Regions from separate parts of the Homo sapiens genome. Here region 1 is linked to region 2. The links are chromatin loops, found by intact Hi-C in ENCODE. Cell type or tissue: PC-9. All regions are shown on one strand. Each heading gives the region's core, and the rest is flanking DNA. Links, peaks and the distances in the headings are about the cores only.

Region 1 (15,961 bases), core at 3,388-11,387, 210 kb after region 2:
CTGCAGGTTATTACATTAAGTAAAATAAGTCAGGCACAGAAAGACAAACATTACATATTCTTACTTATTTGTGAGATCTAAAAATAAAAACAATTGAACTTATGGAGAAAGAGAAAAGAAGGATGGTTACCAAAGTCTGGGAAATGTAGTCGGGGGTAGACGGGAGCGGCAAGATGGGGATGGTTAAGGGGGAAAAAAAATAGTTAGAAAGAATGAATAAGACATAGTATGTGATAGCACAACGGGGGGACTATAGTCAATAACAATTTCATTGTGCACTTTAAAATAATTAATAGAGTATAATTGAATTGTTTGTAACACAAAGGACAAATGATTGAGTGGATGGATACCCAATTTTCCATGATGTGTTTGTTACGCATCTCATGCCTATAAAAAGAATCTCATATATCTCATAAATATATACACATACTATATACCCCAAAAAATTTAAAATAAATAAAAACTAGGTACTCCAGAAAAAACATTTTATTTATGACTTACTATGAAATGTCAATAAAAAGTGAATCAATCATAACCTACCAAAAGAAAGCAAAACAAGCAAGCAGAGAAATCCAGAAGTTGGAACATTCTGTGAGAAAATTAGCCAAACCTCATGAAAAACTGGGTTTTATTAGATTAAATGTGATTTAAGAGAACAACAATCAGAGGTATGACATATATTCTGTTTGTATAGAGATTTCAGAAAACGTTAATATCATCTATGTATTGGTAAGTTTCTGAAATGAAATAATGGAGATCAATTATTGAAAAATCAAGATTATAAAAAGATATCATTTCAGCTTTTTTTGTAAATCAACTATTACAAAATAGTTTATTAAAAGGTTAACTAATACATTTATTTTTAAAAGTCAGTAAAAATAATGGCACATGTTTGTTTTGTATCTGTGTAGTTTGCATATAAATGGTACAGAAATATAATCTAAAATATTAACAACAATAATTTATGGATAGTGACAATGTGACATTTTATCTTATTTTCTTTTTGCCAGTGTAAATGTCATTAATTTATACAATAAATATTTATGATTTCAGTAATAATAAAAGATTATGTTTAAAAAACCAAATGCCGGGCATATGTTGAAGTCCTAACACACAGTATCTCAGATTGTGACTTTATTTGGAAATTGGGTCCTTACAGATGTAACTATTTAAGTTAAGATAAAGTCATAGTGAAGTAGGATGAGCCATTAATCCAATATGACTGGTGCCTTTGTAAAAAGAGGAAAAGAGACAAAGAGACACAAGAGATAATATCATGTGACAATGGAGGTAGAGGTTGAAGTGTGGTAGCTACACGGCAAGGTATGCAAAGAATCGCCAATAAAACACCAGAAACTCAAAAGAAGCAGGAAAGGATTCTCTACTGCAGGTTTTAGAAGGAGCGTGGTCCTGCTGACACCTTGATTTCAAACTTTTAGATATCAAAATTGTGAAAGAAATAAATTTTGTTGTTTTAGGCAACTCAGTTTGTGGTACTGAGAGTGGCAGAAGGCAGCTAAATGCCTAGGTAGAGAGGGGTGGGCTCCCGGGGAAACCCCTCCAAGCCAAAGACAGTTTAAAGCCTGAAAGCCAAGCAACAATTGAGAACTTGTCTTCCCATTTGGCGCGTTTTCCTCTGATTGACCTCCACCCCTCACCTATTTTACATAAACCTACCCTTTCCTAATTGATTGTCCACACTGTCAAGCCATGCCCACCTATAAGTACTTTTTGGGAGACAATTTAATTCTTAACACTGGGCATAGCATTCTGATGGTCTGTTGTTTCTTCACCATACCTTGAAGATAAAGTCAACTGCTTCCTTTCACTATTGCTGTTAAAAAGTCAGCTCTTTGTTCTGCTTGCCATTAATTTTTAAATTATCTGTATTTTTTTCCTCTGGCTGCTTTTAAGATTTTTTTTTCCTTCATTACTGTTCTGCAGCTCAGTGATTTGTACTTGTATAGAGCCTTCATTTCTTTTCAACTCAGTATTTAATGACTTCCTAAACCCAAGAATGGCTAGATTTCATTGTCAGGATAATTCTTACCCGGCATTGTTTTAAATTCTTCCTCCCTCCAATTTCTCCTTAACATGTCTGGAAATCTGGTTAGATGTGTTTTGAAATTTCTCCCTCTTTTTTCCATTCTTATTTAACCTTGTGAACCAATATCCTCACACTCCAAGTCACCAGAGATTGTGATATGTTCCTATGGGCAAACTGTGACATCAATATTTACCTTTCCTAAAGATTGGTACTTTCTTAATTATTTTTGACCTATTACAAATAGCCTTAATTTTCTTTTTTTTTTTTATTATACTTTAAGTTCTAGGGTACATGTGCACAACATGCAGGTTTGTTACATATGTATACATGTGCCATGTTGGTTTGCTGCACCCATTAACTCGTCATTTACATTAGGTATTCCTCCTAATGCTATCCCTCCCCCATTCCCCCACCCCACGACAGGCCCCAGTGTGTGATGTTCCCCTTCCTGTGTCCCTGTGTTCTCATTGTTCAGTTCCCACCTATGAGTGAGAACATGCGGTGTTTGGTTTTCTGTCCTTGTGATAGTTTGCTCAGAATGATGGTTTCCAGCTTCATCCATGTCGCTCCAAAGGATATGAACTCAACTTTTTTTATGGCTGCATAATCTTCCATGGTGTTTATGTGCCACATTTTCTTAATCCAGTCATTGATGGACATTTGGGTTGGTTCCAAGTCTTCGCTATTGTGAACAGTGCAGCAATAAACATACATGTGCATGTGTCTTTGTAGTAGCATTATGAGCCTTAATTTTCTACCTGCAAAGGTTACATTAATAGCTATGTTAGTATCAGATTAAATTCACCAGAAAATTAAGACAATTCCAAATACATATACAGCCAAAACACAACTTGAAAATTGAAATGACTGCAAAAAATTGACAATTTTGCAAACATATTAGAAAATGTGAACATTTTGCTCTCATAAACATCACCCTGTTACATCCAGCAAGTTATAAAAGGCAGTAAAATTTTTAACATAACTATTATTTTGACTTATTGGTCATATGCCAAACATTGCCTAAAATACATTCTTTTCTGACCCACAGGAAAAATTTTAAAAATTAAAAATATTTTAAAAATTGAAGATGCATTAAAGATAATCAATTCTTTAAAGCAAAAACAACACCACTATATTATGGGGTGTATAAATATGTAAAAGTAAAATATACAAAAACAGGAAAATAACAAAGCAGCAGAGATGGTCATATATGCTTAAAGAATTCTTTTGTTCTACTTCAAGTGTTATCATATTGTTCTTAGGTGGATTGGGATAAGTTTAAGATGTGAATTGTTACTCTAGATCAATTAAAAGAGAACAGATACAAGGAAATCAAGCTAATAAGCCAAGAATGGAGATGAAACAGAGTAATAAAAAATACTCAAGTAATCCAAAATAAGGGAGAAAAAAGAGAAATGAAGTATAGGTAGGTCAATTAGAAACATATTTTCTAATATATATTTTCATGTTTCAAATTAGAAAGTAACAAAATGTAAATGGTCTCAGCATTGCAATTAAACACACAAATTAGAAAAATGTATTAAGAAAGAACAAATGACATGTTTTTTATTATACACACATTTCAATTATGCAAACACAGACATGTTAAATAAGAAACTATGAAAAGATATGTACTGTTAAAACTACTTTTATAAAAGCTGAAGTGACTATATTAATATCATGTAGGATAGGGTTCAGGACAAGGACGAGTACCAGAAATAAAAAGATATGTCATAATAATAAATGTCTGTACCCACCTATTAATAGACCTTCAAAATAAATGGTGCAAATGATGTAAATGAAAGAGGAAACAAAAGCTGTCATACTTAGAAATTTCAATACTCATGTCTCAGTAATTAGCAGTTTAAGTAGACCAAAAAAATTAGTATAAAGAAGACATGAATAATATTAAAAATCAATTTGACTTAATTGACACTTATGAAGCACCATTAATTTTACCATCAACAGCAGAATGAATATTCTTTTTAGGTGCACATGGAACATTCACCAAAATAGTGTATGTGATAGGCCAAAAAACAAATTTCAATAAATTTGACTGGATTTATGTTACACAAAGTGAGTATAAAGAATATATATTATTCTCTAATACTGTAAAAACTAAGAATGCCTTCTCTTACTGCTTTTGACTGTTGTACTAGCAGTCTTAGCCTCAGCATTAAGACAAGCAAAATAAATAAAAGGCATATACACTGGAGTTAGAAAAGTAAAGCTCTATTTATTATAAAAAGACATAATCTTGTGCATGTAAAATCTTAGAAATCTACAAAAATGCCACTAAAATTAATTACTTACAGAGTTCACAAGCTACAAGGTCAATGTGAAAAAAATCAGTTGTATTTCTGCAGCGTAGCAATAAATAATTTTTTTAAATATATTTTAAAAATTAAAATAATATCAAAAATATAAAAATAGAAATAAATATAACAAAATGTGTCAAAAACTTTACTCCTGAAGTTATTTAAATACATAAATAATCATGCACTGGAAGAATAAAGACTGTTAAGGTATCAACTCTCTCCAATCAATGCACTGAAAGAATAACTGTTGTTAAGATGCCAGCTGTCTCCAAGTTAGTCTACTGATTCAATGCAATCTCAATAAAAGTCCCCACAGAAATTTTGTGTCTTTGTCTGTTCTAAAGGCAAAGAACATAGAACAGCCCAAACAATTTCAAAAAGAAGAATGAATTTGGAGAACTTGTACATTCTGGTGTATAAACTTAACTGAAAAGCTAAGGTAATCAAGATAGCATAATATTGGCAATAGATATTAATCAGTTACAGAGTATCTGTAGGGTCTATTGATTTCTGACAATGATGCCAAGGTAGCTCAATGGAGGGAACATGGTCTTCTAAAAAACATGATGCTGGAACCTGGCTATTTATCCACATGGAATAAAGTATCTCTCAACAGACCCCGACCCAACCACACACACACACATACACACACACACACACACACACACACATACAAACCAAAATAGATCAAATAATAACGTAAAAGCTAAAATTATAAAACTTTGGTAGAAATGTGAAAAAATATTTTAACAACATTAGGATAAGCAAATATTTACTTAATAAATATTTATTTAATAGTAAAATCACTAACCATTAATGAAGAAATGATAATTTGTCGTAAACATACAGTGGAATACAATGGAATTCCTTGGAACTCGGGGAAAAGAAAGACAACAGTACAGATCATAACATGGATGAAACTTAAAACCTCTATGCTGAGTGAAATTAGCCAGACACTAAAAATTATATGTCGTATATGCTCAAGTCTAAATGAAACAAGAATCATATGGTGACAGAAAGCAAATTAGTGGTTTTCTGGGTCAGTTGGGAGAAAGGGGTTGTCTAGTTTAGGACACAAAGAAACTTTGGGGGATGTTGGAAAGATTCTATATGGATTGTGGTGTGGTTCTACGTGCACACGTTTTCAATAGTTTAAAATAGGTACATTTTGTTGAAGGCATATTATACTTCAATAGGGTTGATTTTAAAAATTAAGCACATACTGGGTTATAAAGAAAGTCTTTACTAAATTTGTGACTTAGTATCTTTCTGTCTGCCCTCAACAATTAAACAATTTCTCTGATCCTAAGTTTCCCAAGTCCTTATCAGTTTCATTAAGATGAAAAGCAATAATGTGTAATGCATGTGAAAAGGGCACAATAAATGTTTATTTGTTTTACTCATCCTATTTCCCACTTATAGAAATATTCTAGTAACTTATAGAAATATTATAATTGAAAAATTGTGGCTTCTTTACTTTTGTTATGCTTTTCTAATAAATTTTACCATTCATTTTGTTACAACTCTGCCCCTAGGTCATTAGACCACAGTGTGTGCTATCATTGTTAAAATATAGAGTTGCCGTCTTTCATTCAGAGAGTACCTACGTAATCTGCCAGTTCTATCAGCTAAACAATATTTTATATAAGAAGCAGACATTTGCTGAATTGATTTAAATTTTGGTACTCGTATTCTAAATTGTCTAGTCATTTTTTATTTTAAAACTTTTTATTAAATATATGCTATACATCATCGTAAATTTTCTGTAGTGATAGAAAAATGGAAAAGACAGATCACAGCATCATGTAACTAACATCTCAAAAAAAGTATTGAAGATATAACTAAGAAAACTGAGCAGGAGAATTTTCATGGGAGCATAGTTGTTTAAATATTTTCTGGATGGTAATTAACTTATCATCTGGTTGCTTCAGATATTTTTTATACCTTTGACTTAGTAAAAGCAGTGATCAATTTATTAGAGGAAAAAAATCTGTTGAATTTAGTAGTATTTTCCAAGTATATATATAAGAAGTAAAAATAAAATCTTGGAGATCATTGCATGCATTATCAGTTTTCTGACTTATTACAAATCCAAGTTAGTCTTGTTTGGTTCTACTTAAATCAGATATTGTTTCTAAAACTAATAAATATCAGAACTAGTGGCCAGATCTAGAAACTTCCTCCCTTAAACCTATTCAAGTTAGTCAAACATAGTCAAGCATAGTCTTCCCAAATCACCTTGAGAAAATCTGTTCACCAAAAATCAGATGTCTGGTCATATCAGATGTCAATTATTTTACTTACTTTCCAGGAGGAAATACATCATCAACGACAACGAAAGGATCTGTGATTGTAAAAGTTATTCCTTTTACAAATATTTAGATTTCTAGTTTTAATCTATTTAAATTTCATATTTTAAAAATTGATTTGTTTTACCATATTTCAAAAAAAAATTCAAAGTTGCTGCATGTGAATTTTAAAACCTGTGACTTCTCAGATGAGTTCATGTTTACCAGCAGGGCTCACCCATAAAGGCCGGCTGAATATCCAGTGTACTTTCCCTTCACTGTGGTCAGTGAATCAGCAAGTGTTACAGGAGTTCAGCGTGAAATGCCAGGTGCTATTTCAACAGTCCTTCTTTCACAATGCTTAGGGTGGGGTCACTCTGGTAGACCCTGATAAGGTTACTGGAACTGAGTTCCTGGGGTGGTCAAGTTAACATCCTCTAAGCTCATGCTCTCTGAATGTAGAAGGTAGTCACAGAGACCTGGTTCCCTTTTTTGGGCTAAAGGCTACTCAACCGCAAGCTGCTTATTAAACTCTGTCTGGAAAATATTATTCACTGAAATCATGTCTCAATAGCACAGAGTTTAATTTTGTAATTAACCAAACCATCTGTCATTGCAAGGCTCTCTTAAGGGCATCCAAATGGGAGAACTTATAGAACCTTGCATGGTGAGTGGTAGTGAATGGCTGTGAGAAGGAAATGGTATGAATTTCAAATGATAGCTACAAATAGATTGTCAACTTATGAACTCAGAACAAACTACTTTCCTAAAGAGATGCTCCTGCATCTTTCCATAAACAGATTATTGCCCTTTTCATAAAATATTTAGCTCTTTGCTTTATAAAGTAAAGTTCATATGAACATAAATGTTGCTGCAAAAGACCGTCCATCTGTGTTTTTGCTGTGTGTGAATAATAGCAACATTTCCTTGAAAACTTAAGAATACTTACTAAATAATCAACGAGTATTAATCAGTTATATAATTTATTCTTCCTTCTAGATTTCGAGGCTTTCTGTCTTGCTGCATTAAACATCCATAGATATTTACATTACATGCAAATCAAAGATATCAAGAAATAAGATCTCTAGAGGTGATAAAACATTATTTGTTGGGCATGCCTTGAATCAGGTTTGAATTAGGTTTACTTATTTAATGATACATATTTGGGTCTGGCATCATCCAAACAGCTCTGAACTAATAGCCCAGACAGGATCTTAATGACAATTTTTTACTTTGGTGGTTTTGTTTTTGCATGTACATTTAAAAAGTATCAGAAAATTTGTACAAATTTAAAAATTAAATATTTTGAAACCTTAAAATCAAATATAGATACAGCTATATCTTTATACTTGTAATATATTTACTAAATAAGGTGAAGTCACAAGGATGGGAAATTATTCTGAGTAATTCAATTTACACAATTCTTTTCACCTTTTAGTAGTTTATATGATTAAATTTTGATACTATGTAGTCCACAGGAGGAATGAATAAATGCCAGAAAAGTAATGGTGATAGATACAAATTGATTGTTAGACTTCCTCAATACCTTGGCCCATTGATATTTAAAGTTTTAATTAATAGCTGAATAGGTGCTTTAATGGTCAAGTAGGATATTTGGTTCTCAATAACCTATAACATCTCAAAGTTAATATTGAAATGCCACTTACACACGTCCTTTCCTCTAGTGGTGAGGATGGACAGGAAAAAGCAGTTCTAGACCCTGAAAAAGTTGGTTTGTATGGGTTAGCTATTTTCCGATGAGATCAGTCTAGCGCTGCCACCTGCACTCCAAAACATTGGTCCCAAAGGAGTCATGATGTCATTATGCCAACACCATCACATCTCAGTGTTGTTATATTGAGTCAGCCAAACTTGGCCCCATATTGGTCTGGTTCCTGTTCTTCTAACTTAAACCCACACCGTTTGGAAATGGTGTTCTTTGCGAAAAGATTAATGCCTTCAGTTCTAATTACCTTAATTATCAGCTACTTTCTAATGAGAATATTATCTAGATAATGACTAAAAATTATGAAAATCAACCTCAAATAGAACAGGTTTTACCCTTTAAAAGTAACATAGCTAATATCCTACTTATGACAACTTTTCCAGTATGTAATCTTACATGAGAACTATACTTGTATAGTTAATCAGTTGCCAGAAAATAATTGCCAGTAAAGGCAGAGGGAGAAAAGAAAGACATTAAGTTTTCCAAAATTTCAAGCTATTTTAACCAGTAAAGGAAAAGATAACTCAAGTAGGTAATTCCAGACTGGAAGGATATGTACAACTAATATTTCACAAACCTCACTAAAGATGTTAGAGGAAAGAGCTCACCAGGATGAGTGAAACTCCTGGATGTATAACTCCTAATTATATATCTATATTGATTTTTTATTAGTACATAACTGTTAAATAAAACACTAAGTGCATTTCCCATGTCATGTTTTCAGAATTCCTTTTGGTAAAAAATCTATTTTGTCCCTTTGAAGTACATCTATAATTGTTCACCTTAGATTTGGAACTTAGTTTTAAGTAGCACACAATTATCTTATGAAATTGAGCTAGGCAGTAAAACTCCTTACCTTTGAGGATTGCTTGATTATTTTCTTAAAAGATAAATAAAACAAGAACAAAAAGAAAGGGGATAATTCCATTCAGTACTAAAAATAAAACACTATATATAACCCACATTGGAATTTTTTGAAGTTATGGAGTATCTTAAAGGTACATACTTAACATTTCCATTAAAAATAATTAAATTAAAAGTAGAAACTCAATAGTAATGAAGAATTTTTGCCTATTATTGTTTATCTGAAAAGCACTAGTTTGAAAAGGGAAAATCTTTTCCAATCCCACCCTCCCTCCCCATCTTAGTAGAAATATAAGATGAGCAAGGTAGTAATCCATTATGACCTTAAGTCAATTATCTTTAAGTAAAAGATCTTGTTATAAGGACAAAAAATGTTAGTTCTACAACTTTTAAATTCTTCGTACTTTGTTACAACTAACATTTCCAAATTGTCCAGATTAAGCAATGTTTCCCCCTTATCAGTTAAACTACACCTTAAAATCTTATAAATGAAGTTGCAAGTCTGAGGAAGGATACGGAAACTCTATCCATTTGCACTGGAGTAAATAAACATTGGAAGAAAGCAAAGATAAGAAATTTCACAGGGAAGCTAAAATTATTGTTTTAAAATATCTCTTTTCATTGTTATTACCATTTATCAGCAGGCCTTACGTTGGTAAAATCAGTACAGATTGGGCTGGCTATATGCGGCTGAGTCATCCAGTTTGGAAATTTACCGGTTATACATCACTACAGTTCAACCTCTTTGCCACCTCCACACATATTTTTAAGTAGTTACAGTCAGAACAACAATGAGAAAAGAAACCTTACAATTCTAGGTTTGTTCAAGATTCAAACATCACTAATAACCTGGTTGCAAAAAAGCATATTACCTTTCCTAAATGATTTTCAACACATTTGACTTGTATAATTATAATATTCTATCAAAAATGGATATAATGTAAGTCAAATCCTGTTTACCAAAAAACAGCATTTCCAGATAAGTCAGACTAATTGTGAGTGCTGCCTTTCAAAACCTACCCATGAGTTTATTATTGAGTACACTGAGAAGAAAGAAATATTTTCACATTTAACTTGGTTTTGGTGCAAGTTATCATTTAACAAAAGTGGTTGATTGTTTTACAATTTTAACATCCTATTTGGGTCGTTAGTTGACTTCAGCTAGAAACTATTAAAAATGTTCTAGTGCTCAATTATTATTGTTTTAAAATTATTTTAAAATTTAATAAAACACAAAACATGAGTTTTTGTAATTAATTTCAGAAAATCACACATAATGGAAATTACCTTAAGTAATATGTATTCAAAGAGAAATAATAAATATTCAAGCATTCTATATTTTGAGATAATGTTTTGGAATTTAAAAAAAATTGTCAGAATTAAAATAACTGTGAGAATTAAAATGGTTAATTTCTGTCTGTTGTAGTTAATTCCTTTGCTATAATATTCAATTGCTTTGAATGTGTTTTTATAAAATATGCTTTCAGAGCTTTCAAAAGATTAAAGACTTGGAATGAACCCAAAAGCCCATCAATTATACACTGCATAAAGAAAATGTGTCACATATACACCATGGAATACTATGCAACCACAAAAAAGGATGAGTTCATGTCCTTTGCAGGGACATGGATGAAGCTGGAAACCATCATTCTAACACAGGAACAGAAAGCCAAATACCACATGTTCTCACTCAGAAGTGGGAGCCGAACAATGAGAACATATGGGCACGGTGGGGGGAACATCACATATCAGGACCTATTAGGGGATGGGGGGCTAGGGGAGGGATAGCATTAGGAGAAATACCAATGTATATGACAGGTTGATGGGTGCAGCAAACCACCATGGCACATGTATACCTATGTAACAAACCTGCACATTCTGCACTTGTATCCCAAAACTTAAAGTATAATTTTAAAAAATAATAAAATAAATAAAAGGTTACCTTTCCATCTTCATTAATTTTTGTTTCTGAAACGTTCCTGATTCGAAGACAGACTTAAGAGAGTTTAAACACATCCTAATTCATATGGACCAGTTGAGAGAGTCTCTCCTGAAATGAATCATTCTGATAACTTTTTAAAACCTACTTCTATAAGGTATATTATTGAATATTACTGAATTTACTGTTTCCATCAGGATGTTTGGCTGTCATATAGAACAAACTATCACAGTCTACATACTAGTCAGAACAGTTAATGTAATATCATAAAATCTGTGTAGTGGGCCTAATTCTGTCTAGTTAACACTTCTTTTTTTATTTGTTATTTTTTATATCCGAAAACAATATCTATGAAATGTCAAACTGTCTATCTTACTTTACAGACCTGGGTCAATTTTCAATGGCAATGTTTCATTATAGACTCCAGCTCAAAAACAATATTTTATATTTCCTTATAGAAATTATGATAGTGACGTCTTATATTTCAGGCAACAAGTATCTTCTCTATCAAGCATCTGTCAGTATGAGAAGAACTAAAATTAGTCTCAGTTTGCTCGTCTGTACCATGAGTGATAATTATTTCCTTTTGAATCTGTGAGTAGGAAAAAAACAATTATTAACCTAGCTTATGTATATAGTTTCCATATAGCAGGCATAAATAAATATACATACATATACATACATATATATACATATATAAAACACAAGCAAATTTGTATGTTAATTCTATTATTTCTCATTTCTCTTACAGGAGTGACTCATAAGCAAAGTAGTTGAGAAGTAAAGTCTGAATCTGACTGCGTAAATCAGGGTGGGTTTACACTTAGGTGGTAAATTCTAATTCTAACAACTCTACCTAGTTTGCAAATATGGCTAAAACACTTGTTTTTTCCTACTGCCTGTTCTTTCCACCCCGTCCCCACCGTCCCCACCAAGTATCACCTTCCCCAAATTAATACCTCCTACCCCAACCCCAAACATTCTGGCTCCTCTTGGTAGTTTATAAACCCTGTGTCAAACACCTGTGTGTGTAATTTGTTCCAAGGGAAAACATGATCTCTCATCAGAAGCAAATAAAGCATATGGCATTTGATTATCTAAGCACACCCTCAAATATTTTAAGCAACTTCTTGATTTTCATAATTCCGACTTCTGAAGTGCTTCCTTTTTTTACCTCAATTTCAAAATTACTAGGTATCATATGATTATTGTAAAGCTGTGCATTTTGCAAATCAACCTCAATTATTATTAGCCTTTGCTTTTTCAGCAGGAGAAATAAATTCCCCACAGTGGCCATTCATTTGCCTCTCAGCATGGTCTCGTTCCTAAAGAAACTTGAATCTGAATTTACTTCCTCTTTACTGGTTGGAAAACAAATGTTTGATTTGTGGTGAGCATGTAAGTGAGTTTTAAGCACACACACAGGTAACAACGTGTCCCCAGCACCACCTCAACCATTTAGGAAGTTTCAAATTCCCCGGCATAGAAGTTGTTTCACAGACCCAGCAAAGTGCTGGGGAAATAGTAGGTAAGCCATTTGGAGGACTTCAGAAATGCAAGTACTCCAAGTAACTTGCTGCACTCTGCCCTCATTCCTTCCTTCAAGCTAGAAAGACTTGGGGGAATGTTGCCAACCTATTAGCATTTCCAGAACTGAAATAATCTCTTCCCAAGATAGTACTACTGGAATGATAACAAGACATGTGGAGCCCAACTTGCCTGGCTCTCTTCAGGTTTGTAGAGAATAGAGTAGTTTCATAGATCTGCTTTCACCTATGATAAAAATCGGAAAGGTTAAAAACCTATAGTTCTAGTTCATGCCTTTTTTTTTTTTTTTTTTCTCTCTTTGACTTTCTTTTGCCAAGGAGTCTTTGTGCAGAGGCTGGTGAAAGTCGATCACATCTTACACCCTTCATGTCAAGTATTTCTTAAGGTATCTTATTTTTCATATTTCCAGGGATGTTAATCTCATTGCAGGACTAAAGTGGTTATGACTCTTAACAGTAAGGAAGGAAAGAAAAAAACAAAGAAAGTAGGAGAACATTACATTTAATTGCAAGTGTAGTAGAAAATTTTATGTAAGCAATAAAATAAAAAAAAAATACTTCCCTGCTCTGGAGAAAGGAAGATTAAATATTTAAATAAGATAGCTTATAAGAGATGTTTAAGTCAAGTAGTCTACCTTTTGTTTTTCTTTTAATCAACAACTTCCATTTCTCTCTACTCCCCCTATAAAGGCATTATGACTTTTAGTGAGTCCTGCCTTAATAAGCCATTCTAAAGATGAGTATGAGGTCAATTTATGTTTAAAAGCCTGCAGAGGGGCCCAATTATAGAGTAGACTGTTGGTATAAACTGTAATAGTTTATGTCAGGAAGTTCTTTTATTTTTTAGATAAAATTCAGTGTAACCATATGTCATATTTACAGTACAGAATACAATGTAAATAGTGCCCGCTGGAGTTGTGCAATATAGTAGCCCCCAAACTCTCATTATTTGAGCTGCTCACTTCTAAAAACATTAGTTCAACTCATCACACAGGCATAATTTTGGGGAATGAATACATTCAATTTCCAAACTCCTCAGTAAGAGAAAATTAAAGAACGGCGAACAAGTAAGGATAAATTTGAATACAGTTGTTAATAATATTATTCCCAGAATATAGGTTCTTAGAATTATCACCTAGTCTCCTTTTGTGTATTTTGTTTCACTCATCTAGAGTCATTCAACATGAATATGTGCTGCAAGTCTGTTGATTCCACCCAGTCTATTAAAATCACCTCTAAGTCAAGTGCAACGTAGACTGCTGCCCAAATCTTTAACTCAGAATTTTCTGTGTGACGTTTAATGCTGATTCTGTCTCTTTGCCTACTGTATTTTTAACTAAGGGCACTCTTTGAATATATTATTGTTGTTATTTACAACTATCTGGCAGCAGTTACACTAATTCAAGTTGATAATCAGCTATTTAAATTCCTTATGAACTCATGGTGGAATATGATGTAGCAGATCGCCTGAAGAACTTTATGTTTTGTGATATTATCACGACATAATGTAAAATGCCATGGAACAGGTCATATTGCCCAAGTGTCATTACACCTTGTGTCAAAAACCTGAAGCCTCTTTTGTCAGTTGGCTGACTGGCTTATTTCTCCAGAGATCCTCAGCTACATGATGTTGGAATTCACAATTCAGAGGGCAGTTGACACACCCATTTCTGTACTTAGACATTATTCCTACCTTCTAGTCTGTCAACCTCATCCTCATCAGTTTACCGAGAGTCTACAGAGGGTGTGGCCTTGTTTTACTCAAGCAATCAATAAGTGAAGGCAGTAAAGGAATGTAAAGTGAACAAGCATGCGGAAAAGAAATAGAAGACAGAAAATAACGCCTTGCAAATAGACTCTGAAAGGTCATTCAAAGTTGAAGAATTCAACTATTTCTTAAGTTGTATTTTGATAGGTTCATTGATACAACTAAATTGACTCAAGTTTCAACCAAAACTGTTTTTACAACCTACCTTCCTACTAGGTAATACTCATTACCAAAATTTTATCTTGGTTAATCTGGTCTATGGAGTAACTGTAAATGACTCATTAATAGTTACTCATGAAGTTTCCTTCTGGGAATTACTTTTAATAAGGCAATAGATAAATGTGGTGAAATACTTTCTGAGCTGAAGCTATTATCTTTGTACTGAATAGAAGTCTAGACATGAACACGTAGATGTGTGTCTGCTCAAATGCTGAAATCCAGGACCTATTCTATACCAGAGTATTTGGAATGTATTTTACTAATTGTCCCATTGACTATTAAAGGAAATTTGCAACCAGAGAGAAAGATAAATACAACAAACCTGACTCGAGATGGTTAAGAACTTGAAAGAAACCATTAATAGCAATGAAAATATTAGAAATCTCAAGAAAAATGGTTTTCCTTAGAAGATCATACTACCAGCCTATAGGTCATATCTGCAGAACATATTCTTTTGTTCTTACTGGTAGAACTACTGATCTGAATTAATACATGACATAAATACAAAATAATACTTTTCTGTGCCAAGTTTTTGGTCATAATTTATGTAATGAATTAGAATTTAACAAAATAATATGAAGATTAGAAGATAGGACACGCTTCATCTTGAATTTTGGGTGATCATGGCCAAATGGATAGTTGTTCCTTCGTATATAGGTGGAGGATTGTTTCCAGAAGCCCCTCATATTCCCAAACCCATGCATACTCAAGTCTTGCAATAAGTCCTGCCCAGCCTGTGTATATGAAGAGTCACCTCTCCATATATATGGATTTCACATCCAGGAATATTGTATTTTTGATTTGCAATAGGTTGAGAAACATCCACATATAAGTGGACCAGCCTAGTTCAAACCCATGTTGTTCAAGGGTCAACTGTCGTTATTTTCTTAAAATGTCTGCTTAATTGTATAGTGTGTTTCCTTTGTCTAATAATAGGCAAGGTAAGTTTCATTAAAAAGTATTTTTGAAACATGTATTGAGTTTTTCTATATTCAAAGCATATCCATGTATGTTGTTTGTATTGCACTGCATAATAAGACATAGAAGTAATGATTGTTTGTATTGCACTGCATAATAAGACATAGAAGTAAAAAATAATTGTTCATGAACCTTTATCCTTGAAGAGACTAAACATCCAAAGTCAAACACAGTTAGAAACTTATACAACTAAAGTTTAAACTCACTTGGCATGTATCATCAGGCCAGTACTCTTCCCATTACATGAAAAGGAAACTAATGAAAATC
Region 2 (15,961 bases), core at 4,270-12,269:
TGGCTTTCTTACTCCATTCTCATCCTTTGTCCCTTTGGATTGGACTAATTACATTTTATTTCTCCATCTTTTTCCTTCTGAGAGAGAAAGGTAGTGATTGTAAAGAAAGAGTGTTGCATGGAAGGCCATTACAGACTAAGAAAATAATTATTAGATTATAGATACATTAATAGAAAGAACCTTAACTAATCATCCTCTAGCTTTGGGGAGGTATCCATCAATTGTATTATTCTCAGATACTTTAGAATTTTTCATCAGAATTATCAGAATTATCTATGAATCCAAGCCTGTGAGAATTAGTGATTGCACATCCCTAGCCCTTTAAAATTTCCTGCTTTCTTGCTAAACAGAGCTATATTTGCTTTAGCCAGTAATTATGATGCTAAAAAATTAAAAATAAACATTCACTTATGTGAAGAAAAGACACTTTGTTAATTACAACCATTGAAGAGCATTCTATGTGTTTTTATGTAATTTTCAGTTTACTTTGATATTATGTGACTGTAAGTTTCAGGACTCCTTATAACCTATCAAAAATATGTTCTTGTCCTCTAATTATAAAAGTTTTGGATTCAAATTACAGGCATTTGAAAATTAAGGAAGAAAAAGAATACCACATAATATCATTCTTGACAAAATCACTTAATATTTTGATATATTTCTTTCAAGTGTTATTTTCTTTATACCTATATAAATGTTGAAGCCCAAAGCAAATTTTGGTAAATGTAAAATTTTATGAGGTTATTTTCTAATTAAACTGCATTTTACATATTTTTTCCTTTTAGAAAAATTTTTTTTACATGATTTTGGTTGAGTTCATGCTATTCCACTATAGAACACTGTACTTGGGCCTGAATTCAACTCAATAAATGGGCATTTTGTTATTCCACTGGTTTATTATTCTAAGTGTTGCAATAAACATATTCATATATGAATCTTAGCCTGAGTCGGAAAATGTCTTTAAGATAAATTCTGGAAGTAGAATTAATGCAACAAAAGATATAAAATTTTGGGATAACAATTTTAAAATTCTTAATAATATTTTCAATAATTTCTACCTTTTTATAAAGCTTATGAAGACTAATATACCTACTGGTAGTCTAGAAGAGGTCCATTCTAGAAAAATATATTTTTGAATTAAAAATATTTGATTTAAATTTATTTAAATATTTAAATATATTTATACTATTTAAACTTATTGATTGGATTGCTAATGAGAATGTATTGGGTAGTCATATTTCTGATTTTGTGAATTGTTTATTCATCTTTTTTTCAATTTGTTATTACATAGTGGTCATTTTATTGGGCCTAACAAGAGTTTTATAAATTAAGAATGACACTATTTATCTATTATATTAGTTGTAAAATTGTCATTAGTTTTGTTTACCTTTGAACTTTAATAAATTTCCTTGACATTTAGGAAGTCAATTTTATGTTATAAAATCTATTGGTTTTTTCCTTTGTGAATTCTTTCATTGTTTATAAATTTAGAAAGACTATACAGTCATATATTTCATATTTAACTGAAATGCTTTTATTTGATGTTTCAGTTTAACATTTTAACCAATTGGGAAATAATTTTAGCATTGGATAAAGACAGATATTTGAGATCTAGAAATATTTAATGTTTCAGTATATTCATTCTGGAAACCATTGAATCATATTGTCTATTTTTGTACACTGATTTTTTTCTGACACAAATCTGATATCTTGATCTGTTTATTGATTTTACAGAAGTCCACACTTTAAAATATTTACATTGAGCAATACATTTTAATATTTTATAGCTCAAGATTCTACCAGCTCTTTTTGTTTAAAGGTGTTATGAGTGGCTTATTTCAACTCATAATTATAGTGTGTGTTTTTTTGTTTTCAGAGGCTCTACTTAGCCTTTTGGTTTTAAACTAGGTTTTTTTTTAGAATTTTATTCTTTAGAATGATCTGTTTTACTATGATCAAATGTGTAACTAATACAGATTTCAAAACTAAACTTTAGAAAAGGCACGTCAGTGAAGTTATATGCCCATTGTCACTCAACAAGCCAGGAAATTATAGATTTGGAATCAGAACTCACATTATAACAATTTTCCAGCCTGATGCTTACCTTATGAAACTCATAACCCTATTGTTTATGGGCTGAAAGAAAGTCTCATTGTGGGGCTTCTTGCTCATAAGGAGCTTTCCCTATGGACTGTGACAGAGACTCCCTATTGACTTGCAACAGTTTCTCAAAGCCTTGATCCCAGAAAGAGAAGAGGCTCAGGACAATACCCTTGCCATGTCATTCTGTCTTTGTTAGAGCATAAAATAATCTTGGAAATATCTATTGTGAATGCTAATATAGAAATAGTCTCTTTGGGGATGGGCCTGGGTTGAAAGGGGCAGGTTCCTGGAACATTATGGTGGCCTAATGATATGTCTGTGAAATAAAACAGTTCCTGAGATTTTCCAAATAGTTTATTGTTCATGTTTAAGTGATTATAGCAGTGATTTAAGCCAAACTAAATATTCTCTTTCCACGGTTTACTTCAACTCATTCTAATCCTTCTTCATACAAACCTGTTCAATTTCTATTCTTTTTCTTATGTATTTGATCATGTGGGCAAAATTTACTGACTGAAAAGAGTGTGGAAACTAAAAAAAAAGAAAAGAACAAAAGAGCAAATACTGGGTGGTTAGTGGGAGGTGCAGGGCAGGATTGATTACAAGTGTTCTAAGAGAAAAATGACACATCCGACTGGGCATCAGGAATCATTTCTTGCCAATGAAATTTCTGAAGCTGTGGAATCATCTCTAAAAAGAAATGATTGAAGCCTCTTATCTGAGCCACTTACAATTGCACCTAATAAAGCTTTTGAGAACTCTATACTGTTAGTAAGGGATGATGACTTAGTAAGTCCGGTCCATTGATTCTGTGATAGTCTTGGCATGACCTACTCATGGAATAACTTCATAATCAAATCTAAGACACCCTGTGAGCACTATTTAAATTCATGTCTCCAATTTTTGGATGACTATTCAGATATGATTCTGCTATTTGTAAAATACTTATACAAAAATGACTGTTCTTACATTTGTAAAAAATACTTTTCCCCTGCAAAAGAATGTCTTCATCTATCACAGGAAAAATGATTTGAAAAATAAAATACAAAAATAAGCAGAATTTGTCAAGATACAGTATACAACATCCCTGATGCTTTATCTAGCTCTTGGTGTTATTTCAAGACTATGGAACAGTGTTAGAAGCTCAATTATTATTTTATAAAAATAAAAGGAAAGGAAGAAGAAGAAAACACTCTGAACTGACAATTTGTATATCATACTAACAGCTGATCTAGGCCAAGCGCGGTGGCTCATGCCCCAGCACTTTGGGAGGCCGAGGTGGGTGGATCACAAGGTCAGGAGATCGAGACCATCCTGGCCAACATGGTGAAACCCCATCTCTACTAAAAAATACAAAAAAAAAAATTATCTGGATGTGGTGGCGCATGCCTGTAATCCCAGCCACTCAGGAGGCTGAGGCAGGAGAAACACTTGAACCCGGGAGGTGGAGGTTGCAGTGAGCTGTGATCGTGCCACTGCACTCCAGCCTGGCTACAGAGTGAGACTCCATCTCAAAATAAATAAATAAACAATAAAACAGCTGATCTAAACACTGAAATTAGATTGATCTAAAACACTCAAATTAGACTTTACAAGCAAATAACCAATTCTATCTTGGCTTTAGCATTGCCTCTGGCACCTTTATAATATGAATATCTGAACAAAATTATAAGAGTCTCCCTTTGAGTGCCTGGGAAACTTATTAACTACTGGACATTCAAGGCAATGACTTCCCAATGTGAAAAGTTACTGCTAATACCTGATATTAGCTTGTTTGGGTCTTGACTAGTTCCTACAAAAAAGCTCAATTGGCAGTTCCCCCTTTTACTAAAGATTGATTCCCTTTCTAAGTCCTTTCAAAATCTAAATTAACCTGGGGATTTTCACCTTGACTTCTTTAGTTCCAACGAGACATGACATGCAAAAACTTTCCTGTTAACCCATCACGTGAGACAGAGTTTGGTTTCTGCAATCGTAAGCGCAGAGCACTATAGAGAGCTTCTAAGTGGTAAAAGGAAAGGAAATTGGAAGGAGGAACTGAAGATATTTTTCTCCTATGAATTAGCACAAATACAGATTTATAGCCTACACATGTGTTTTGTTTTTACTGATGGTTGTAACTAGGGACACCTGTAAGACAGAGCCAAAGGGGAAGAATTAAAAATAAATGGAAGAAAAATGTAATAATAAGCTGCATTTCAGAGCTTGATTTGAAGCCTAGTATGTGAGACTTTAAAATTCCCCTTTCCTGGAAAATGTTTTATCATTTAGCTTATGTAATTTAGCATACAGTATGAAGGCTGAAATATAACATTTTTAAAAAGATTCTTTCAGTATTTCCAACGGAAATGTTGAGCTAAGTGTAGAATTTGTGGGATCAGTTAGCTTATAAATAATGATCCTTTATGCTGGCATTGGGAAATCCCTGTTCCCACAGCTAGTTCAATAAAGCAATTAATATCAATAAATGCTGAAGAAAGCAAATCTCTATTCACTTTTGTCTGGATTAGTTAACATGAGAAAAATCCTATCCCTCTCCTGAAGTATTTAACCTTCTCATAGGAAGACATTCTAATGGAAGGTAAATAAAGCATGTTTTGATGTATGTTTCTCTTGTCATACACTGTCTCATTCTTATAAAATGATTCACCTTTCTACTACCCCCAGAAATTTTCAGTGTGGTTTTCTATTTAGACTAGGATCTTGTGGAAACTTGTGTTGTCAATATACTTTATCATTTTTCCAATAAATTAACTCTAAATTTAGCTTCTGTTTAGATGGCTTTCTTCAAAGGCAACATAACTTGCAAAATTCAGATATAATGTTTCTTTTCTACTGCATAATGATTACACATTCCATGCCGAATAGTTCACATGTACTCAGAATTTACAGAGGATATTTGAGAAAAAGCAATTTTTGTGCGACATCACATACTTTAGTGAATCTTTTAGCACAATCTACACAATGAAGAAAGGTTTCATCAAGGCAATGGGTGAGGTTTAATCGATCTCATTGATAGATAAGGATTTAGGCATTCAAACTTTCACAGATCAGCATTCAGTAAACCAATGTCAAGAAACAGCCCTGAACTTTTGCTGCATTTGGCAACATTATTTGAGATTTCACACGCAAGCAATAAAAAGCTTAAAAGATATTATCCTGTAGAGTCCAAAAAATGTGGTAATAAGGTAAGAGTTGAAATGCATTGTTGACATAAGAAACCCCTGGCTCATGCTTGATTTATAACACAGCCAGTTTCATCAGAATTGGCATAAATGAGCTCTTCTGACAGTACGGTGATAACATACTGCAAGAATTGAAGCTGCCAATTCTTACACCTTCATTCTACTAGCAAAGAATTTTAAAACAAAATTTCAATATTGCTACAACAACACTCTTTTGCTGGTTCTCAAAAACTGAAAGACCCATTCTGCCTCCTGCTTATAAATTTGAGAATGGAGAGAAAGCTAACTTTTAATGTACCTAACTAAATGTGTGTGTGTGTGCATGTGTGTGTGTGTATCTGTTAAATTTATATATACCAAAGTTATAAAATTTATGGTGAGTTGCCTAATTACCAAGCTATAATCAAATGATATTTTAATGTTGAAATAAAGTATAAATTTCAAACCAATACCTTAAAATTAAATATAAATTTCAAACCAGTACCTTAAAACATAATTAGAGGCTATTATTATTACTCTCATTACAATAGGTTCTTCTTATTATTTGCCATCTTGTCCGTGGGGCTTGAATAAGAAAGAAGACAACATTTCTTACAGAAATTACATTTAAAAGTTACATTACAGTAAAGCAAGTAACAGCTTTTTCAGAGAAGTAAGTTTATTTTCGTAATGTTAAAAAAGGAACACGTATTGTGGAAGAAGGGGTATCAGGAGAAAATCATTGAATATGGAAAAACGAAAGGACCATAAGCATTTGTTGTTTTTCGACTTCCTCATTAGTGAATTCTTTTAAAGCCTTTGTGTTTAATTCAGTGAAAAATTATACCTTAAAATATTTTATGTATAAATTGAACTATGTTCAAAAGCGGCTAATATTATTAACGGTGTTTATATCAAGGGATAAATAATACATTAAAGTACATTGTGTATTACTTAAGTAAGCTTTTTATATTGAGATAATTGTAGATTTGCATGCAGTTGTGAGAAATAAAAATTCCAGAGTACCATTTACCCAGTTTTCCCTAGTAGTAATAGCTTGCATAACCATAATACAAAATCACCAAGCAGGATGTTTACACTGATACAATGCACTGATCATACTCAATTTTTCCCAGTTTCACTTGTACTCATGTGTGTGTCTGTGTATATGTGTGTGTGTTTAGTTTCATAAAATTTGGTTATATACGTAAGCTTATATACCCACTACCATGGGAAGGATACTGAACAGTTCCCTCACTTCTCTTATCTCTCATGTGGCTCTTTTATAGTAACACCCACCTCCTCTTCCACTCTCCCCCCATCCACACCCTGATAGTCACTAACCTGTCCCCACTTTCTACAATTTTGTCATTTCAAAAATGTTATATTAATGGAATCATACAGTATATAAACTTGATATTGGCTTCTTTTCACTCGACAGAATTCACTGGAGATTTGTCTCTACTTGTGTGATATCCATAGTTTATTTCTTTTTATTGCAAAGTATATTCCATGGTATCAATGTATCACCATTTGTTTAATCATTCATCTACTGAAGGACATCGGGGTTTTGTTTTGTTTCTAGTTTTTGGATATTATGCCAAGTATCTAAAGATGTTCCTGTTGTCTCTGTATCTTTGATTTCTTGTTTGAATCCATTATGTTCAGAGAGCATACTCTGTATGAGTTAATTCTTTTAAATGTGTTAAGGCTTGCTTTATGGCCCAGGACAGGGGTGCTTAAAAAAAGAAAGTATATTCTACTGCTATGGGTTGGCTTATTGTATATATGCCAATGAGATCCTGTTGGCTAATTGCATTGTTTAGATCTATATCCTTGCTGATTTTCTGTGTAGTCATTCTTTCATTTGCTGGGGGGGTGGGGGGAGTTTTAAATTGTTAATTATAATTGATGGTTTCTTTATTTCTCCTTTAAGTTTTATCAGATTTTGTTTCATCTATATCCAGAGTATCTTCTTTGGTGCATATACATTTCAAATCATTATTATGTTTTCCTGGCAGATTGATCTTTTATTATTTCATAATTCCCCTTTTTATCTCTAGTAATTGTCTTTGCTCTGAGGTCTGCTTTATCTGATAATAATACAACCACTCCTGCTTTTTGTTTTGGTAGCATTTACACAGGTATGTCTTTCTCGATCCTTTTATTTTTAACCTACGTATATTGTTAAATTTGAAATACTTTTCTTTTAAATGCCATATAATTGGGTCATATTTTCTTATCAACTATATTGATCTCTACCTTTTAATTGGTGTGTTTAGATTATTTACATTTGTTGTACTTATTGATACATTAGACCTTAAATCTGCCTTTTTATTATCCATTTTCTGTTTGTTGTCTCTATTTCTTGGGTCTCTGTTTTGTTGTTCTTGACTTCCTATAGATTACTTGGATTTTTTATTTTTTAGGTTTACATCTTGATTTATTTTGAGCATATCTCTTTGTTTAGTTTTCACAGTGGTTGCTCTAGTTATTATAATATACATATGTGGCTTATCACAGTCTAATGATATCAACATTTTACCACTTTCAGTGAATTGCAGAAACCTTAACTTCATTTATGTCCTTTTTCCTTTCCTACTTTTAAATATCGTCTTGCATATCAGATAGTGTTATATTTTAATCAATCTTAAAATACGGCTTATAAAACTAATGAGAAGGACAGCCTATTGTATGTACCCATATATGTTTCTGAGTGGAGAAGGGAAATCTCAGGCCTAGTAGGAGAAGGAAAAGGGAACACTCTTGCTGTCAGCCTGGTTCCTGAGTAATTGGCCTTGCTGTGCTGACCTACTTTCCTGAGGTTGTTGAGGTCAGTCCAGAGAAGGAATGCACCCACCTAGGCCACCTTCTGTGGTTAGGTTGATAGTCAGGAAATGCAGGACTGAGTCATCGTCTTCTGTTGGGTGTAGGTCACAAGACACCCTGTCCCTTTTTTTTTTCCTGCAATCCCAGAGTCTCTAACCAGTTTTCCTTCTTTCCACCTTTCACCATTCCCCATTTGATCTCCTACTGCATTATTTCCAGTTTGTCATTGTACTTAGTGGAGAGGAGGAGGGTGATGTAAGTCTACATCATTTTATCCAGATGAGATGTACCACAAAATGTATTTTAGCATATAAAAGACTATTTTTTTTCAGAAGTTGATAAAAACCATATTATAACAGTTTGCTGTGGGAATGGTAGAAATAAAAGAATATGGGGAATAAGAGGTTGGTGAGATAAGAATAGATCTGATGCTGCTGAGTATGCAAAACTTTAATTGAAAACAGTATTTCAGTCACAAGCAGTTTTATACCATAAATAGGAAACAGCCCATACATTATTTACATAAAGGAAAAAGAGGAATCAGAAACTGGATATTTTGACAAGTGTCAAGATAGCAGTAACGTTCTGTTTGTGTTAGTTTCGGTAATTTCCTTAAATCTTTCAAAACATGGTCAGAATAAGCTAATGTGAATTAGCTGCCAATACAATAAAAGCAATTGTTGTCCTCTAATTGTTACTTTTTGTCACAATTTCAAAAGTTTTATTTCTGAACTGATTCATCTGTTCAATAGATGAAGAATAGCATAGACAACTATGAGGAAATGAATAAAATTGGAGAATGTATATTAAGTATACATGAAGACTTAATAAATCTAGAGAAACTGAAACGAATAGGTTAGAAAATTAACAAAACAAAAGAGAAGTCACAAATATACAGTCAGCTATTATATGATAAAGGTGGTACTGCAATTTAATGAAAAAGAATCTTAAATAATGTTGAATCAATTTTATATTCAAATATAAAGAAAAGGAACTTTGACCAGTACTTCACAGCATAGTCAAAGACCAATTCTAGATGACTCATAATCTAAATTTGAAAGTTAATACACCACAGATAACAGTAAAAGGTTTTCATGAACTTGAGACAGGTAAAAATTTCTCAAGCAGAACAAAAAAAGTATTAAGACAAAGATTTGTAATTTCTACTAAATTAAAATTTAAAACTTCTGTTCATCATAAGACAATATTAAGAGTGAAAAGGCAATCCACAGAGTGGGAGAAGAAATTTGCAATGCATATATTTAACAATGGACTCTTATCTAGAATGTATAAAGGACTCTTACAAATTGAGATTAAAAAGACAGACGACCCAATTGAAAAATTGTCAAAAGACTTGAACAACACTTTACAAAAGAGATTGTCAGAATGGTCAATAAGCATATGAAAAGTTCCCCAACTTCATTATTCATCAAGGAAATTAAAATTAAAATCAAAATGAGATTACTACACACCCACCAGAATGACCAAAATGAAAAAAAAAGAAAAGTTGGAAATATCAAATGATGGCAGAAGTGTGTTGCAACTGGAATTTTTATATACTATACCTGGTAGTATAAGTTAGTTCAGTCATTTTGTAAAAATATTTGGTACTACCTGTTAAAAGTGACCATGCACACAATTCTGTAAACCCAGCAATTCCATGCCAGTTAACATATGCACATACATGCACCGAAATACATGCAGCAGAATTCATAGCAGTTTTGTTCATCTCAGACAAAAACAGGAAACAACCAAAATGCCCATCAACAGAAACATAAGCAAACAACCTGTAGTATATTTACATACAGAAATACCATAGAGCTATTTTTTTCAAAAATAATTACTGTCGCATACAACATGTTAGACAAAATGTTGAGCAAAAGAAGTCAGACCATAAAAAGTAAAGTTCGTATAATTCCATTTGTTTGAAAAAAGCAAAATATACAACAGTTTCTATAACAAAATTCAGAATATTAGTTTAAGTTTGGGTATTTAGTTTCTGAGAATGAACATGATGGAGGCTTCTGAGTACTTCACTGTGTAAGATTTATTAAGCTAGACATTTAAGATTTATGTATTTTAGTGGTATTTATACAATGGCCAATTAAAATATTGGTAGTCAAAATGGACCTACTTTTACTCAAAACCTATATCACAACTACTTGCTAATGACAAGAAAATGTGTAGAGAAAAGAGCCAGTAATATTTTTGAAGTATTATGTTATCCATACCCTTTATCAAAAATACACAACTGAGAAAAATACAGGTGATTAGAAATCAGGCAATTAGAAATGTCTCAAGAATCTTCTGTATACTGACTATAAAATGTAGTGCATCACTTAACAATTTGGCATCAATTTTCTCATCTGTAAAATGTAAATTAAAATACCAGCTTCAATAGAAATCATATCAGTGGTAGTATTTGAAGTTGACATGGAAAGTGTTACAACATTTAAAACAAATACAATTTAAGGTAGTTAATTAATGTTATTGAAACAATATCATGATGTGCTTGGGCATAAATAAAATAGTAAGAAGAATTTCAGTTTTGTTGAAGAAGATACTTAGAAAGCAAAATGGAGAAGGTAAAATTGACCAGTCTTTTGAGAGATTTCAATTCAGTTTATACAATTGAGTATAGGGCATTTCCACTTAAAGGCTGACTCCATAGTCCTGCTAAACCCATTTTATCTAAAACTGATCTCTTTGTACACAATTTGGGCTGCCTGCTTCTGGTTCCTCTTATACGTATTCCAGTGAATGTCTGTATCCCCAGACGTTCTATCTTCTAACCTCTGTATCATTCTTATCTCTTCCCTCATCCTTTACCACCGCAGCCCTACAGGTTCTTCTCACTTGCTGCTCAGAAAAGTCAATACATTGAGAACAGCAGGAGGTGAACCAGAAAAAAAAGAGTTTAATGGTCATAGGGCCAGCCAAGCAAGGAGACAGGAGATATTTCTCTAATCTGCCTCTCTGAGAATTCAGAGGCTAGGGTTTTAAAGTGTACTTTGGTGGGGAGGGGGCTGGGGAACTGAAACAATGGGTTGGCTGGGAATGAAATCACAAGGATGACAAAGCTGCTGGTGAGTCCGTACCCAGCTGAGGGTGCAGGACCAGTTGAGTCAGTCCTTAGTATGGAACACAGGTTCAAGTGGCATCTCTCAGTCTATCAAAATGCTACATCTGAAAAATATCTCAAAGATTAATCCTTTAGGTCTCATAATAGTGATGTTATCTATAGGAGCAGTTGGGGGAGTTATACATCTTGTAACCTCAGTTACATGACTCTGGGACACTAAACAAGCTAAGCAGGCAATGGATGGCTATCATTTAACCATACCTATTCCTTAGCAAAGTTCAGGCCCCTACCATGATTCTAAACTTGTGGCCTTTTACTACTTTTTACAAATATAGTTTTTATCTTTCAACAAGGAGGAAATCAGCTCAAGAAAAGGACTATGATGGCCTCCACACAATAATGAGCAAAAGCAATTTAGCCTGGTAGGTGCAAGATGGAGTCAGTTATGTCAAATTTCTTTTACTACTATAATTTTTGAAAGGCAGTTTCATTATCTCTCTTCAAACCACCACAAATCATTTTCATCTTACCTCCTAATCTGTTACATCATCTACTTTTTTTCTCTATCCTGTCATTACCTAATTAAGACCACTCTCATGTCTCATCAAAATTGATATAATAAAATCAAAAACAAGTTAGTTACTTCCTAAATACAATGCAGGTACAGACATTGCGTAAATACACTCATTCAAAAAGGAAGAAATTGGCCAAAACAAAGGAGCTACAGTCTCCATGCAAGTCAAAAATCCGGTGGGGCAGTCAAATCTTAAACTTCCAAAATGATCTCCTTTGACTCCATATCTCACTTCCAGGTGGCACTGATGCAAGAGGTGGGTTTCCATGGTCTTGGGCAGCTCCACCCCTGTGGCTTTGCAGGGTACAGCCCTTCTCCTAGCTGCTTTCATGGGCTGGCATTGAGTGTCTGTGGCTTTTCTAGGTGCACAGTGCAAGCTGTCATTGGATCTACCATTTTGGGGTCTGGAGGACAGTGGCCTTCTTCTCTCAGTTCCACTAGGTAGTGCCCCAGGGGGACTTGGTGTGGGGGTTTCAACCCCACATTTCCCTTCTGCACTGCCCTAACAGAGGTTCTCCATGAGGGCCCTGCCCCTGCAGCAAACTTCTGCCTGGACATCCAGACATTTCCATACATCCTCTGAAATCTAGGTGGAGGTTTCCCAACCTTGATTATTGACTTCTGTGCACCCACAAGCCCAACACCACATGGAAGCTGCCAAGATTTGGGGCTTGCACCCTCTGAAACCACAGCTGAGCTGTATCTTGGACCATTTTAGCCATGGCTAGAGTGGCTGGGACTTACGGCACCAAGTCCCTTGGCTGCACACAGCAGAGGGGCCCTGGGTCCAGCCCACGAAACCATTTTTTCCTCCTAGGCATCTGGTCCTGTGATGGGAGGGTCTGCCACAAAGGTGTCTGACATGGCCTGGAGACATTTTCCCATTGCCTTGGTGATTAACATTTAGCTCCTTGTTATTTAGACAAATTTCTGGAGCAGGCTTGAATTTCTTGTCAGAAAACGGGTATTACTGCATTATCAGGCTGCAAATTTTCCAAAGTTTTCTGCTCTGCTTCCTCTTGAATGCTTTTGCTGCTTAGAAATGTCTTCTGCCAGATACACTAAATAATCTCTCTCAAGGTCAAAGTTCCACAGATCTCTAGGGCAGGGGCAACATGCCACCAGTCTCTTCATATAGCAAGAGTAAACTGTGCTCCAGTTTCCTAAAAATTCCTCATCTCCATCTGAGACCACCTCGGCCTGGACTTTATTATTCATATTACTATCAGCATTTTGGTCAAAGCCTTTCAACAAGTCTAGGAAGTTTCAAACTTTCCCACATATTCCTGTCTTCTGAGCCCTACAAGTCTCTAGGAAGTTCCAAACTTTCCAACATTTTCCTGTCTTCTTCTGAGCCCTCTAAACTGTTTCAACCTCTGCCTGTTTCCCAGTTCCAAAGATATTGCCACATTTTTGGGTATCTTTACTGCAGCACCCCACTACCTTGGTACCAATTTAGTCTGCATTAGTCTGTTTTCATGCTGTTAATAAAGACATACCCAAAACTGGGTAATTTATAAAGGAAAGAGTTTTAAGTGACCCACAGTTCCACACGGCTGGGGAGGCCTCACAATCATGGTGGAAGGCAAAGGAGAAGAAAGTCCTGTCTTACACGGTGGCAAGCAAGAGATAACTTATGCAGTGGAACTCCCACTTACAAAACCGTCAGATCTTGTGAGACTTGCTCACTACCATGAGAACAGTGTGGGGGAAACTGCCCCCACGACTCAATTATCTCCACCTGGCCCTGCCCTTGATATTTGGGGTTTATTACAATTTAAGGTGAGATTTGGGTGGGGACACAGCCAAAGCATATCACCCTCTTTGAAATTCTGTAACTCTTTACTCCACAGATAGTTATAGTGGGCTTTCAGCAGGATGGAGTTGTAAATGTGAAGAAAAAAAAAAAACTGAGAAGTCAACAGAGTGAAGTAATAGTGTCAGAGAAATCATTGGAAAGGTGGGAGAGGGTATATCAGTGAATTCTTGGATGGGAAACAACCTTGCTAGGCAATCCAAGTTATGCTCCGAAGTAACAAAGGAAGGCATCTAAGGAAGGGGTGGGTGGGGGAAAGACGGAAAAAGTAGTGATGATGAGAAAAGCAAAACAAGATCCTCTTCCCTTATTGAACTGCACAGAGTTGGTGTGAATGTTTTTGAAAGCAAGCTGAGTAGAATTTCATAAAGAAGGGATTAATGGAGGTTTCCAAGAATAAAGAATGGCCTGTGGAGAGTTAGAGTTATAGAGATTTTTGAATAACTATTGGGAAGGTGCATCACAATCATATTGAACTCAAGTGGAAGGAATTGCCTCATCTGTAATCAGGACAAAGGAGGTAAAAGAAACTCATAAACCCAGAAATTTAGCAACATAGATGTAAAAAATTAGCCAGGGAATGATTATCTAGTTTCATATACCAATTACTGTATTAAGGTTAAATATTCTTTTTTGTTAATAATTTTAATTAAATTTTGACTCTTTGAATATCCCCTAAAAGTTCTAGTTATGATATCATAAGCTAGAAACATGGTTGTATTATTTTTTGAAGCAAATTATTTTGGGGATAAAACATGTTATATAAATTAGGATAGGTTATGTTATATTGCATTTACAAATAGTCCCCAAATCTCAGTGACCTATATATTAAAAGTATATTCATTGATTTCTGTTACATTTCCATTATCAGTAGAGAATGCAAATTCATCCTACGTACTCAGGTACCCATACTACAAAAGCTCTATCTTGACAGATCTTTCATGATCACGATGGCAGGGATGGTCGTCATGCACTGGTTCTCAAAGCTTTCCCTAGAAATAACCAATGCCACTGCCACCTGAATTTCATGGGCTAGAACAAATTGTGTACTCATGCCCAATCTCAAAAGGCAAGGACAAGTGAGATTCTACTAAATGCCTGCATAAAGAAACAACTAGAATATTTGAATGGCCCTAAAGATAACTTTGAATGGGTAACAGCAAGTAAGATAGTGAAAATTCCTATTCTGAGCCTTTTATTTAATAAAATGGCGCTAAGAAGATAGGGCAAGGAAGAAAACTTAGTCACTGAGAAGTGGAATGAGATACCAATGTGAACAACTAGCAATTGGCAGAGCTACAACTGAGTTTCAATGTCTGAATCTTCCTTTTGTAGTATATATCATTTTTAAGTAGTATAACCTACTTCCTCCTCTTTCACAGACTTTATAAAAGGATCTGTACATTCATATTTCTGTGGCAATCTGTAACATGCTGACCTTTGCTTTGTCTCTTTTAATTCTCTCCTCTTTGAGAAAGTTGTCAAAATAAAGGGATATATTAAAGGGTATCTTGTACAACAAGCTATCTTGGTTTTATAGGTATATTGTTATCACTGTATTTAAGAGAATTTTGGTGACCTCTAGTGACCTTTGGGGTATATATTTTTTTCAATATTAAAGAAAAAACGGCTGGGCATGGTGGCTCATGCCTGTAATTCCAGCACTTTGGAAGGCCAAGGCAGGATGATCACTTGAGGCCAGGAGATTGAGACCAGCCTAGACAACAATATAATGAGACCCCCTCTCTACAAAAAATAAAAAATTAGCCAGGCGTGGTGACACACACCTATAGTCCCAGCAACGCATGAGGCCGAGGAGGAAGGATCACTTGAGGCCAGGAGTTAGAGGCTGCAGTGAGCTATGATCAAGCCATGACACTGTAGCCTGGGCAACAGAGTGAGGGGCCCTATCTGGAAGGAAGGAAGGAAGGGAGGAAGGAAGGAAAGAAGGAAGAAAGGAAGGAAAAAAAAAGAAAAAAGAAAGAGAAAAAAAGAAAAACAGTGTCCTCCTGCCCCTAGAAAGAAAGCAGTTTGCTCAACCTGTTTAATTGAGATGAATCAAACTTATGACAAATAAAGACTTTTAATTAAAAGTATAATTTATAAAAACAATAAAAGAAACCATGTTTGAATCATACGCTGCATTGTCTATGGAGTGAAACTTAAGCATCATTCTAAGCCTGTTATTATGAATCCCCAGTTGGAAATGCCAAGACAATCACCTGCTTAAACACTGATTGAAAAACAACTGCTCTCAGGATTCTGTCTAACTTTATAATTTCAAGAGTAAAAGATAGGATTATTCAATCTTAAAAAAAATCACTTCCACATTTAGAAAATAATGCCACATACTGGGAATATCCACTTTCTATACCCCTTTTCTACAAAAAAGT

The links. Hi-C counts contacts between places; a loop is a spot of excess contacts. Peaks named below come from ENCODE experiments on the same cell type or tissue, not always from the same donor. Only the 100,000 strongest peaks of a DNase experiment are listed, where the experiment ranks them.
Region 1: it touches region 2 in a loop (8-fold over the local background); 2 of 110 quality-filtered maps call a loop at or near these places.

The regions. Positions count from the first base shown.
Region 1 is chr2:145,684,371-145,700,331 of GRCh38, reverse strand. No RefSeq gene overlaps it. Among named protein-coding and RNA genes, the nearest start is that of LINC01966, 810 kb to the right of the region's middle. RefSeq lists an enhancer at 12,298-12,799. In PC-9, for the core only: no CTCF peak of the experiment used is centred there; a DNase peak (open chromatin) is centred at 6,991; H3K27ac peaks cover 2,693 bases.
Region 2 is chr2:145,898,738-145,914,698 of GRCh38, reverse strand. No RefSeq gene overlaps it. Among named protein-coding and RNA genes, the nearest start is that of LINC01911, 930 kb to the left of the region's middle. In PC-9, for the core only: no CTCF peak of the experiment used is centred there; DNase peaks (open chromatin) are centred at 5,308 and 8,148; H3K4me3 peaks cover 670 bases; H3K27ac peaks cover 2,392 bases.